Regions from separate parts of the Homo sapiens genome. Here region 2 is linked to region 1. A link is an interaction called in ENCODE POLR2A ChIA-PET data of the cell type or tissue named here. Cell type or tissue: PC-9. All regions are shown on one strand. Links, peaks and the distances in the headings refer to the core of each region. The heading gives the core; the rest is flanking DNA.

The links. Peaks named below come from ENCODE experiments on the same cell type or tissue, not always from the same donor. Only the 100,000 strongest peaks of a DNase experiment are listed, where the experiment ranks them.
Region 2: POLR2A ChIA-PET joins it to region 1 with 12 read pairs; 2 of 35 experiments call an interaction of 5 or more read pairs at or near these places.

What each region holds. Positions count from the first base shown.
Region 1 is chr2:163,775,521-163,781,546 of GRCh38, forward strand. No RefSeq gene overlaps it. Among named protein-coding and RNA genes, the nearest start is that of FIGN, 43 kb to the left of the region's middle. In PC-9, for the core only: no CTCF peak of the experiment used is centred there; DNase peaks (open chromatin) are centred at 2,711 and 3,031; H3K27ac peaks cover 2,240 bases.
Region 2 is chr2:164,073,624-164,079,649 of GRCh38, forward strand. No RefSeq gene overlaps it. Among named protein-coding and RNA genes, the nearest start is that of FIGN, 340 kb to the left of the region's middle. In PC-9, for the core only: no CTCF peak of the experiment used is centred there; no DNase peak of the experiment used is centred there.

The sequences.
Region 1 (6,026 bases), core at 1,960-4,459:
AGTGTGAAAATGAGTCAACTGGAGAATGCATTTAGTGTGCTCTTTTGAAGGAAATGTTCTTGCCTACGAGAAGAACTAAGCAACAAGAAAAATAGTCTTTATTCACTCATCATATTTAATATTTTAGGTCCAGTAGGTCCTCTGATATATGTCAATTTCTCTCTTCTTTGACAGCCTTCTTATTTGCAAAGTGTTATGTACTTTGTATTCATTCAGCAACACGTTCATTGTTCATACCTTTCCACCAGAGAATTCTAATATTTATGCAGTGTTTTTCATCATTTCAATTTGTAAAAGTTCCTAGCTGAATTAAGAATATATCAAGTTATGAATCTTTTGAGGCCTAGAAAACAGATAGGAGATGCTGTTTCTCTTTCTGCTATTCTTTGTTTGTCAAATCACTTTAATGTTGACCATGAGGCCTCTGTGACTTTGTTTATCTTTTCCACCTGTACTATCCCCTTTTTGTAACAAAGGAGATAGGATGTGTCACCATATTGTAAGTGTCATTCCTGAAAATAATGACTTATTGGTACATCTGACAATGATGTTACAAGGCTTCATACAGCAGCCAATTCAATTTAAACTAAACTGATTTCTCTAGATGTCACCTCTCCATGTAAGGAACCCAGTTATTTTAGTAGAAAACTTTAATAACAAACAAACAGATACAACAGAGAAGAAAATGGAACGATGAGGTCACAAATATGTATATATTGTTGCTCTCAAATATATTCTTTAGAGATTAATTTGCCTTTTATTTAAAAAGTTTCAAAGTGGGGCCAGTCGCAGTGGCTCATGCTTATATTCCTAACACTTTTGGAGGCCGAGGTGGGTGGATCGCTTGAGCCCAGGAGTTCAAGACCAGCCTGGGCAACATGGCAAAATCCCATCTTTACAAAAATTACAAACGTTAGCTGGGAGTGGTGGCGTGTGCCTATAGTCCCAGCTACTTGGGAGGCTGAGGTGGGAGGATTGCTTGAACCCAGGAGGCAGAGGTTGCAGTGAGGTGTGATCATGCCACTGCACTCCAGCCTGGGTGACAGAGTAAGTACTCTGTCTCAAAAAAAAAAAAGTTTCAAAGGGTGGTAATCTTTGAAATCCTCTGATATTTTATTTTATTTATTTTTTTTTTTTTAAGGTAGAAATGGGGTCTCACATGTTGCCTAGGCTAGAGTGCAGCGGCTCAATCACAGCTCACTGCAGCCTTGACTTACCAGCCTCAAGTGGTCCTCCTGCCTCAGCCTCTTCAGTAGCTAGGACTACAGACATGCCACCATGACTAGCTAATTAAAACAATTTTTTTTTTTTTTGGTAGAGATAGGGCCTCACCATGTTGCCCAGGTTGGTCTCAAATTCCTGTGCTCAAGCAATCCTCCTGCTTTGGCCTCCCAAAGTGCTGGGATTATAGGCATGAGCCACCACACTTGGCTTGATATGTTCTTTTTATGATAATTTAAACCCTTGGATTTAATTTAGGGATTCTGGGATTGATTCTAAAATTCTTTATAAGTGCCTGAATATCCATGTCCTCAAAAATGTAAGTAAATTTTTAAATTTTAATTTTGACAAATTCTTCATTACTTGTAGACTATCATTTATTATTTACGGTTGGGATTGTATTTACTAAAGAATACCATTTATTTTTGTTTCTCATTCATACAACTTGGCCAGGGGCAGATGCAATCTTACCTTTTTTTTTTTTCCAGTGTACATGCTTCTTTATTCAATGACATATCAAAATATCTGGTCTGTAGTAAGTATACATAGAAAAGACTCCCATAGCCTTGCTCTTCCAACCCTAGTCAAATATTCATGTCAAAATTTGACATCTCTGTCAAGTCTAAAGAAGGAAGAAACCAACATGTATTGAGAATTTACTCCATATTGGGTCTTTCCCATTCAATGTCTTATTTAATCTTCACATGCTAACGTGTGGATATTATTTTCTCAGTTTTGGAAATGAGACTCAGATAGGTTAAGAAACTTACTCAAGTCATCCCTCCTAACATTTTCAGAGCCAAATTTGCCCATCTTTCCTTTCTCCAAGTATTGGCTACCATAACACACCATATTCATTTCCAAATGATTTCTTGCGTTCTGAATCATGAAGACATATGGTGTGAATATACAAATACTTATGCTATAATACTTAATTTTTTGTTAATTAATCTCCTCTTTCTCACTGTCAAAGTTAGGCAATCTCAGACTTTCTAATACTTAATGTTAGACTTGCCTTTTAGAATACTGTGATTTTAGCACCTCAGACTGCTGAAAATACTGTTCAACAGTCATTTCACGTTGAACTGGGTAGGTGCTTGGGATATCACTTCAAAGTATGGAATGTGGAATCATAGCATCAAAAAGGCCCTTAGGAATCTAACGACCTTTTGGGATCTCCAACTCCCAAATCTTGGTTTATCAGTGGGATCAGAGTGATCTCTTTAAAACTGCTTAGGTTATGTCACTCTTACTCAAAAGCCAACCAAAGCATCCCATCTCCCTCAGAGGCGAATCCAATGTGCATACAAGGTTCTAGAAATCCCTGCCTTACCTGCTCCCTTGCAACCATTGCCACATTGGCCTTCTTGATGTTTCTTGAACAAGGCAGACACATTCCAAGCAGTGCCCTTCGAATCGCCTATTTTCTTTGCTTAGAGCATTCTTTCCTACACTGGTAGGGCTTACTTTCTCATCTCTTTCAGGTATTTACTTAAATGTGATCACTGATATAAGGCCTTTCCTCACTGCATTACTTAAAATTGCAAACTCTCGCCCCTCACGTGCCATGGATCTTAGTTGCTTCCTCTCCCTTCATTTGCACTCAATACACTCAGTATCCTGTATATTTATTTGCTTATTTTTCTACCTCCCCCTAGTAAAACATAAGCTCCATGAAGAGCTGAAAATTTTATCTCTTTTGTACTAAGGTCTCCGCAGCACTTGGAACAGTGCCTGGCACATGGTTAGTAGCCAGCAGGTATTTGCTAAATGAATGTAAATTCCAAGACATCTTACTCATAAAGAATGCCACACTGAGTTTAATGAAAGGTCTTAGGAAATTTTCTTAAATGGAATATTCCAAGCTTGCTAGTGTGAAAAGGCAAAGACAAATTTAATCTGAGTCATCTCTGTATTGGCAAGTGAACTTTTTCCAAATAAGCCACTTGAGCAAAACTCAGTGTTATTCTAAAATAAAAGATGCTGGCAAAAAACTAAAAATAGAACTACCATATGATCCAGCAATCCCACTTATGGGGATACATCCAAAGGAAATGAAATCAGTATGTTCATTGCAGCATTATTCACAATAGTGAAGTCAATAAATGAAACAACTTAAGTGTTCATCAACAGATGAATGAATATAGAAATTTTGACTATATATATGCACGTGTGTGTATGTGTGTGTGTATATACATACATAAAATGTATAAACAATGAAATATTATTAAGTCTTAGAAAAGAAGGAAATTCTCCCACTTGGGACTACATGGATGAAATTAGAAGATATTAAGCTAAGTGAAACATGCTAAGCACAGAAAGACAAATATCACATGATACCACTTATTGTGGAATATTAAAAAAAAAGTCAGACCTAGAAAAACAGAGAGTAAAATGGTGGTGGCCAGGGGCTGAAGGGTGGGGGAAATAGGGAGCTGTTGGTCAAAGGGTACAAACATTCAGTTATGAGATGAATAAGTTCTAGAGATCTAATGTAAAACATGGTGACTATAGTTAATAATAATATATTGTATATGTGAAATTTGCTATGAGAGGTGATGGATACGTTAATTATCTTGATGGTGGGAATCATTTCACAATGCAAACTTGTGTCAAAACACTACATTATACCTTAATATAGATACAATATTTTTATTTATCAATCATACATCGATAAAGCTGAAAAAACTTTTTAAAAGATATTAGTACATAGATCTGATATATTCTGTTCCATGCATGAGGAGAGGGTGACTACTGTTGTCACATATATAAATTCCATATAATCCCTTCAAGTCTTTGCAGCTTTCTTTGGTTGATATTTCTTCTATCTAATAACACTCTGAGGGTAAAACAAAATTTAAAAGCGTCTATGAAGTAAACTTGGACCAATCGTCTTTTACTTCTTCTTAGTATGGCTGACAAGTTCTGCATAATGAACCTCTTTCATTCAACCTTCTCCTGATTTCATCACCGTATACTGGAAAGGGTGGTTTTGGCACTATGGATTGGATTTGGAGTGAGGTGGGAAGAAATGAGATAGTTTTGATTAAAAGTGAAATAATACGACTTATTCTTTGTCCTCATGTGAGATATGTGACTCCACAACTACTAGACTTTCTTTTGTGAAGAAATGCACAGAAATAAATTCTGTCTATGTGTCTCTTGAAAAGTAAGGTCTATATATATGTTTCTTACAGTTTTTGCTGCAGAGTAACCACTAATTTCTATTATATTACTGAGGAATAGGATTGTGGCAAAGGGATGGGAGTAGCTGTTGAAAGGTTTTTACTTTTTACTTCGAACTGTGCAATAAAAAATGTTAAAGTAACATAAGCTCAATTTTTTGTTCATAAAAAGCTAATTTGGAAAAAATCCATATGTTCCGTTAAAGCATATTCTGTACATGTGAGTAACAGTGCTGCGGCCTTGACTTCGCTCAATAAATATTTGCTTGATTGAGTAAACAAATGCATGAATGACTTTTTAATTCCTACAAATTATAAAGGAAAGGAACAAAAATGAAACTGTTTCATGGAATTCTGAAAAAGATTACAGTAGCTGAAAACAAAGAACGTGGCCTAGGTAAAGTGTCCCAGAGATCAGAGAAAGCCTGGACTCCTTCCAAAGTCAGACCAGGAATGCCAAAACACCTGCAGGGCAAGAACAGGTCAGAGTTTAGGCTTGAAGCCAAGAGGCTCTAGGCAGGAGCAGAGCCTCAGTTGGGCAGTGGCCACAGGCAAGACCCTGGGGCTTACAGGTAAAGTTGGAAGACCTAAGCCGGGTAGGGGCCAACAATCAAGCCTCACATGTAAAAACTGGTGGCAGAATAAAGGAAAAGTGTGAAATTCCTGGATTCAAGATCTGATTATATTTAATCACTTTGGTAATTTTGAGATGAGGTATACCAAAGAATCCCTTTGTGATATTTTGGGGAATGTGTAAACTTTTAGGAAAATGTACTTTGTTGTTACTTCCAGTGTAGACTTTCTCTGCCTCAGTTAAAATCAACAAATATTTAGCCATCTGCCATATAAACATCTTTGTATTCACTGTCTTCCATTGATATAATATTACTTTTCTAGGCAACATTTCCTCATCAAAATCAGGGTGTAGACGATGTGAGACAGCAGAGAGTCCCTTTACCTCCTGACAGTAACATACAGTAAGCTGTGCTCACAGCTTTTCATGAGGTTGTGGAAGTTCCAAAATGCCACTGAGAGCATTGCTCTTCTCTCTCATAGGATTGACTATGAACTTCACCTTTGATTGGACGTGTAAATACCTGGGCAATCCATAAGATAATGCTAGAGATTTTTGCTGCATAGTAGCATGAAGCTCTAGCTGCTGATGCCCTGTTAGTGTTGGTGTGTATTAGTGTGCATATGAGCGTGTATTTGTGGTAGGAATGTGGTAAGACTAATCAAGAAAACTTTCAGTTCAAACATTTGTCTTGTGGCCAATTATAGTGCAAGAAAAGGCAAAGGAATGGAATTGTTCAAACGTGTAGAATTCTAGAATGATAAGAGAAATCTACCAATTAAACTAGTATTATCTCTAGAAGGTTACCTTAGCAGGTAGAGTTTCTTGGTCAGGCAGGAAGATACGGGGATGTTTCTTTAGTTTCTCCATGCCTGTAATGCTCTGTAGATCCTGTGTCATTTATGCTGTGTCTTAGGAAAGATGTTTCAGATAGTTATATAAATGGGTTTACTTGTTTGTGTGATATATGAAGAAGCCTTTTGGGAATCCGAGCAGGATTTGTTCCTAAAGCAAGACTCCTATATCCTAGAATCTCCATTTTCAAC
Region 2 (6,026 bases), core at 2,212-4,711, 300 kb after region 1:
GAAGAAGCACAAGGGAGAAAGATGACTAGCAGGGCCCTTGCAAATAAAACCAAGAATCCCCGAAGATATTGAGGTTAACAAAGGAAAAATGCAGCTGTTGTGAATGTGGTTTGTGTTCAAATATTCAGCCTGGTGCAGAAGGGGATGCCTTCATTTAGCTATCACTGTCCCCGAGCAGAGGTGAGAGGGATGCTGTTAATAACAAAGGCAGTCCCTGATGATGGCAAGTCTAATTACAGGAGGAAAAAAAAAAAGCACAGGGGAAGAAAGGATCTGGTTTCCCCAAGACGTCATTTTATTACCAACCTGACATGGCAACTTTAAGGGTCATTTCTTTACAATCACTAAAATACCAAAACAATTGGGAAAATAGCACAGAGACCATTGCCAAAGCCCCTGGTACTTCATTTCTGAAAACATTTTCCCACAATGGCAGCTTTTAAAAATTGTTTTTCCCCTTTTAATTAAAGAAACAATTTTGTTACTCTGGATATCTGTAAATAGTCAACAGGATAAAAAGAAGAGGTGATGGGAGGAGAAAGGTAAAGAAGTAAACAGCCAAGCAAGTGAGTGAAGGAAAGCCAGATTTTAAAAGCATGAAGAAAGGAAAACATAATACCATTTTTTGGAGAAATTTTCAACATTAGTAAAATGTCCCACATGTATATTAAATTATATTTTTCATGATCGAGCAGTAATCTTCTTTTAAAAAATGCCCACCTTAATTATTAAACATGCTAAAAAGGAAAATATAATGAGTTATAAATCTAGAGAAAGCCCTTTAGAAATATGACTGTTTTTCCTACAGCCTATTCTAGTTAAAATATTGATTATCATTACCATAATGTTATTATAATAATGGTGATATTATATAAAAATATGGTTATAATAATAATGGTTCTGAATATGTGGTATAATTCTAACTTTTTATTAATTCACATAGGGCTTAATTTCAATTAGTCTGAATTCATGAAGGTTTGCCATGTACATGGTGAAATATTTCAAAAAGGGGGACAAACTATAGGTTAAACATAGTATTTGGAACTATAGATATCCTCAAGATAGTAGATATGAACTAGAGTTGCTTGTAATGCAAATTTCTGCATATCAAATCCTGTAATTTCATTTTTCTTTATAAAATCTGACATGCTACTTCTGAGAAAATTTGGACTCACAGGACTTTAAAATCACATTTAATGCTACTGCAGCCTTTATTAGATGAACATGGAATAGCAAAGGGATATTTTTCTGATAAATAACAGCATTCAAATGACATAATATGATATATATTTTAACTGCAAATTATTGAAATTGTGTTTTTTTTTCATGCATGCCTAAATGGTACCACAAAATGTGGGCATAGAAGTGAAAATCATGGGTGGGTGTGGTGGTTCACATCTGTAATCCCAGCACTTCGGGAGGTCGAGACAGGAGGATTGCTTGAGCCCAGGAGTTCAAGACCAGCCCGGGCAACTTAGCAAGACCCTGTCTCTGTGGTGGCTCATGCCTATGTTCCCAGCTACTCAAGAGTCTGAGATGGGAGGATTGCTTGAGCCCAGGAGGTCAAGACTGTAGTGAGTTGTGATTGTGTCACTGCACTTCAGCCTGGTCAAGAGAATTAGACCCCATTCTTAGGCAGTTGTCAATGGAGAGTGGGACCACTATCAGGAGAGGCAAAGTTTTCTTTCTCTAAGCATTTCAATGAAGTAAGTTTTAGATTTGCTTTATTTTCTCCCTGATGTTGATATTTCATTTCACTTCTGTACAATTAGACAATTTATTCCTGCTATCAAGGTCCTATATGGAGAGAGCATATATTTTGGTTTGCAGAGCTTTAGAATTTTTCCAGTAAAAAGCTGATTTCCTATATGACTTTCCTACTGCCATTCTTGCCTCCTCTTCTCATTATTCTGCACAGTAGGGGCAGAATAATCTTTTAAAAATGGAAATGAGATCATGTGACTAGGACATGTAAAAATTCTTCCAGTGAGTTCTGATTGTACTCAGAATAAATTCCAAGTTTATCACCATGGCCAAATAAGCATGTTCCCCCAGCTTCACCCTACACCATTTGCCATTTCTCACACTGAGCCTCTGTCTTACTAAGCCCTTTTCTACCTCCAAGGTGGAGCTCTAATTTACCTTTCTGCCCGGAATGACCTTTCTTCTCCTTTATCCTTTGAGTCCCACTTCAAATATCACCTCTTCAGAGAGACCTTCCCTGATTAAACTTCTAAAGCGCTTTCTTCAGTTACTGTGTCCTCCCCTAGTTATTTCCTCCAGTTGAACTCTTCACAGTCTGTAATTTTCTTGTTTAGTAATGTGTTTGCTTTATATCATCTGCTTCCTGCAAGCTGCTACAAGAATAAAGCTCCATGAGATGAAGAACCTTGCCTGTTCTCTTTACTTCTAGATCCCTAGAACCTAGCATCGTGCTTGATATATAGTAGACGTTCAATGAGTAAATGAAAAAATGAATGATGAGAAAGCTTTGTCATGTCTTTATGAAATAACTGAGCTTCCAAAAAGGCAGAAGGGCATGAGTAAAGCTTCCTGAATACTGATTAGATCCTAGAGGCAGAGGGTTCCTGAAAGGGAATTTTATTTTTTACTAAAATTATTTTAAAATGTTAAACCTGAATCCTTTGCCTAATTTATGAGTGCTTTTTTGATGTGCTTGAGTTCTTTTATAACATAGATGTATATGTCTGTTGATTTTTAAATGGCCATATTCTTGACTCCATAAGTGCAGGGGACTTGGAGAATTGATAATAGAACTAATTTTACATCTGCAATTATTCATCAGTGGTACTGTCCATGAAAGGTTTGCTTATCAGATTTGGAATCCAGACCTTTACACAGAGTGGCATCAATGAACGTAATACATAAAAATTCCAATGTTACCTAGATATTTCTGGCAGCAACTTTTTATTGAGTGAGATTTTAGATATGGCAGGAGCAAAAACAATAATAAATTATTGAAAATTTTAAAAATAGTTTTAAATGTTTTCATTGGATACATTGAGGTTTTGATGAACTGAGGTTTTGATGAGTCGAAATCTGAAAAAACATCTCTGGATATCCCTCCTTCTCAGACTTCACCTTGTATGTCTTTTCATTTGGCTGGTCCTTACTTGTATCCTTTATAATAAAACTTTGATTTTAAGTATAGCACTTTAGTGAGTTCTGTGAGTTGTTCTAGTGGATTATCAAACCTGAGGGGGTCATAGAAATCCCCAAATGTATAGCCAATTTATCAGAAGTATGAGTGTCCTGGGGACCCCCCAAAGTGAGACTGGTATCTGAAGTAAGGGAAGTCTTGTGGAGGATTGTGTTTTTCACTTGTGGCATCTCAGGCTAGCTCCAGGTGGTTAGCATCAGAATAGTATTGCGGACCACTAAATTAGGGGTGAAACAGAACAGTTGCCTTTTCTTTCAATATCCTAAGCCTAATTTAAATTTCCCAATTTCTTCATTCTTTATCTCTGCAAGAAGTTCAGGACCTTCTCCAGTTGAAAAATTGGAGGTACTTATGGCTGTTTGTCTTTTATCAACTTGAACTCATGTTCTCTGATTAATTTTTATTCATTTGTTAATTCAACAGATTTTATTGACTACTTTGTTAAAACCAGGTATTGTTCATGATCCCAGTACTGGGGTATATCAGTGCATGAGACTTGAATGGTTTCTGTTTTCGGAGCTCACAGCTTATTGGTATAGATCAAAACACTCTGATGAACAAATATTTGAGTAATTATATATTGTGTCCCTTTATCCTTCTATGTTGTGTATTTTTCCTCAACAATTCACACCAAGCATGGCTATAGCTCTTTCTCCTTTATTTTCCAAGGTGCCACTAACAGAGTGCTTCTGTGACTTCCAGATTTTTATTATTTCTTGGGGGATAATGCAAGGAAAATGCTGCACAGGATTAGAAACAACTTCATCCAACTATGAGACATCACTGTTTCTAAAATTCCTATCATCACTACAGGGAGTCCATTTTGGACCTTCTTCCTCAAATCCCCAACATGCTGCCATGTTGCTGTGGTCTGCTCTCTCCTTTCAGAGAGTCTCACTTTTCTGCTTCCCTCATTAAACTTAAAAATTCCTGCTAACTTACTTTGAAGAGCTCCCTCCTATCTCAAACTCTTTCCTTCAGACAATGCCAAAGGAATGTGGTATAGCCCTCATAAAGTAGCAGTCTTCTTTCTATTACATGCCCCCACCACACACAAAACACAAAAATTTGTTCAGGGTGAAAAATAACATCACAGTAGGAAAAATGTATTACAAATGTTAATGCTAAAGGCTCCATTTTCCTAAAAACACTTTTTTTTAGTTGTATTATTCTTTTTCTTTTGTCAAGCTTGAAGTATCTAAGATTGCTCAGAATATGTTCAGATTGATGTTTAGTCTACATATTTATTAATAGAGATGTAACTAATCATGTTGGCAAATATGGATTGTATTAGTTCTTTTTTTCTTTTACTTAACATAAGTTATTTAAACATTTATATTTATCAATACCTATCTATATCTATCTATATTTATATTGTGAGATTCCATGTGTGTGTATATTTGTGTATATATGTGCCTGTGCCTATGCATATATATATTATTGATATTGATATGTCAATAATATATAATATTGAGTAATATATGATATTGAGAAAGCAAAAAGAAAAGGTCTTTGGCATAGCATTAGTTCATTGTTTTCCTCAGCTAGGCATTGGTTACTTCTATATGTAAAATCATTTAAACCATCTGTTTTTCCTAAATGACCAGTCAAATAAATGATTTAAATATTTATGTTTTTGGAGAAATAAACTATTGTTTGCCTTTTAGTTGGCCAATTAATATTCTTTAATATAGTTATAGCTATTTCCTTAATATTCTCCCTACCAAGTACACTTCCTATTGAGATGACGTCAAAGGACTTTGCAGTGCGGACAGACCCATAAATCTACCTAGTTTCAAACTGAGATGAAGATCTCCGAACTCAAATTCAGTATAGGTCATGAACAGTGCAATGAATCACATTCTCCAAAGGCATTTGACCTGACTGCAAATTATTTCCATGTTTTGTAGATGCAACAGACTGTATAAGGAAACTTTGTCCCCTTTGCCTGTAATCCCTGCGAGATGATGTATGACCATCCTGAGCACATGTAGTATGTAGAATACCAGATCCTGACCTGAATATCATCTCCTGGACTACAATGAGTCCACTTTTGTCTGATCTATATGAAAGACTACTTTCAGTTTTCAAGAGTATTTTTAATATGCCTAATATATGCCAGTCACTTCACTGGAAAGATTGAGAGGAAAAATATCATCACTGGCTCTTAAGTAGCCAGTAGAAAACAACAAATAACAGAGACAAGAACTCATGCAGTATTTAGGAATTCTCTTCTGTTTTGTTGGAAGTGGCTGAATAGTCACAGCCTCATTGCAGTTCCTGTCCAGTGTGATGCTCTAACAAAGTTGGTTGACAGGCACTGCTTAGCTATTATTACACAGAGCAAACAACATTTTTTAAAGCTATCAGTTTCCTGTTTTTAAAGAAATCACAGAGCTTGTATAGGGAGAGATAGAGGCTTGACATTGGATAAGGCTTTAATGCCAAAAAATGAAATACTAATGTAGACCAAAATAAACCACTATAAAATCTGCCTGTCAGAATAGGAGTTAGGTTTGGGCTCTGTAGACATAGAACTAGCCTTTAAATGTTTTCTCCTACACAGACACTGACAAAAGCCGCTAACAGCTGTGGAGCCAGTACCAAACGAATCTGATTTTGGAATCAGACCATCAAATATTTCCAAAAGAATTTGATTTATTAAAGTTAAATTATAGCTATATCTGATTTTCTTGTTAATGTGCAAATGGGGACAAGATGTCATTTCCCACCACACTCTTTCCATTTATGTAGTTTAAATGCACTTCAAGGCAGAGAATCTTTAAATGAGAGACCAAGCTTGACTGACTTTGGTATGTAATTAATTTTATTTCTTAGAGAGGGT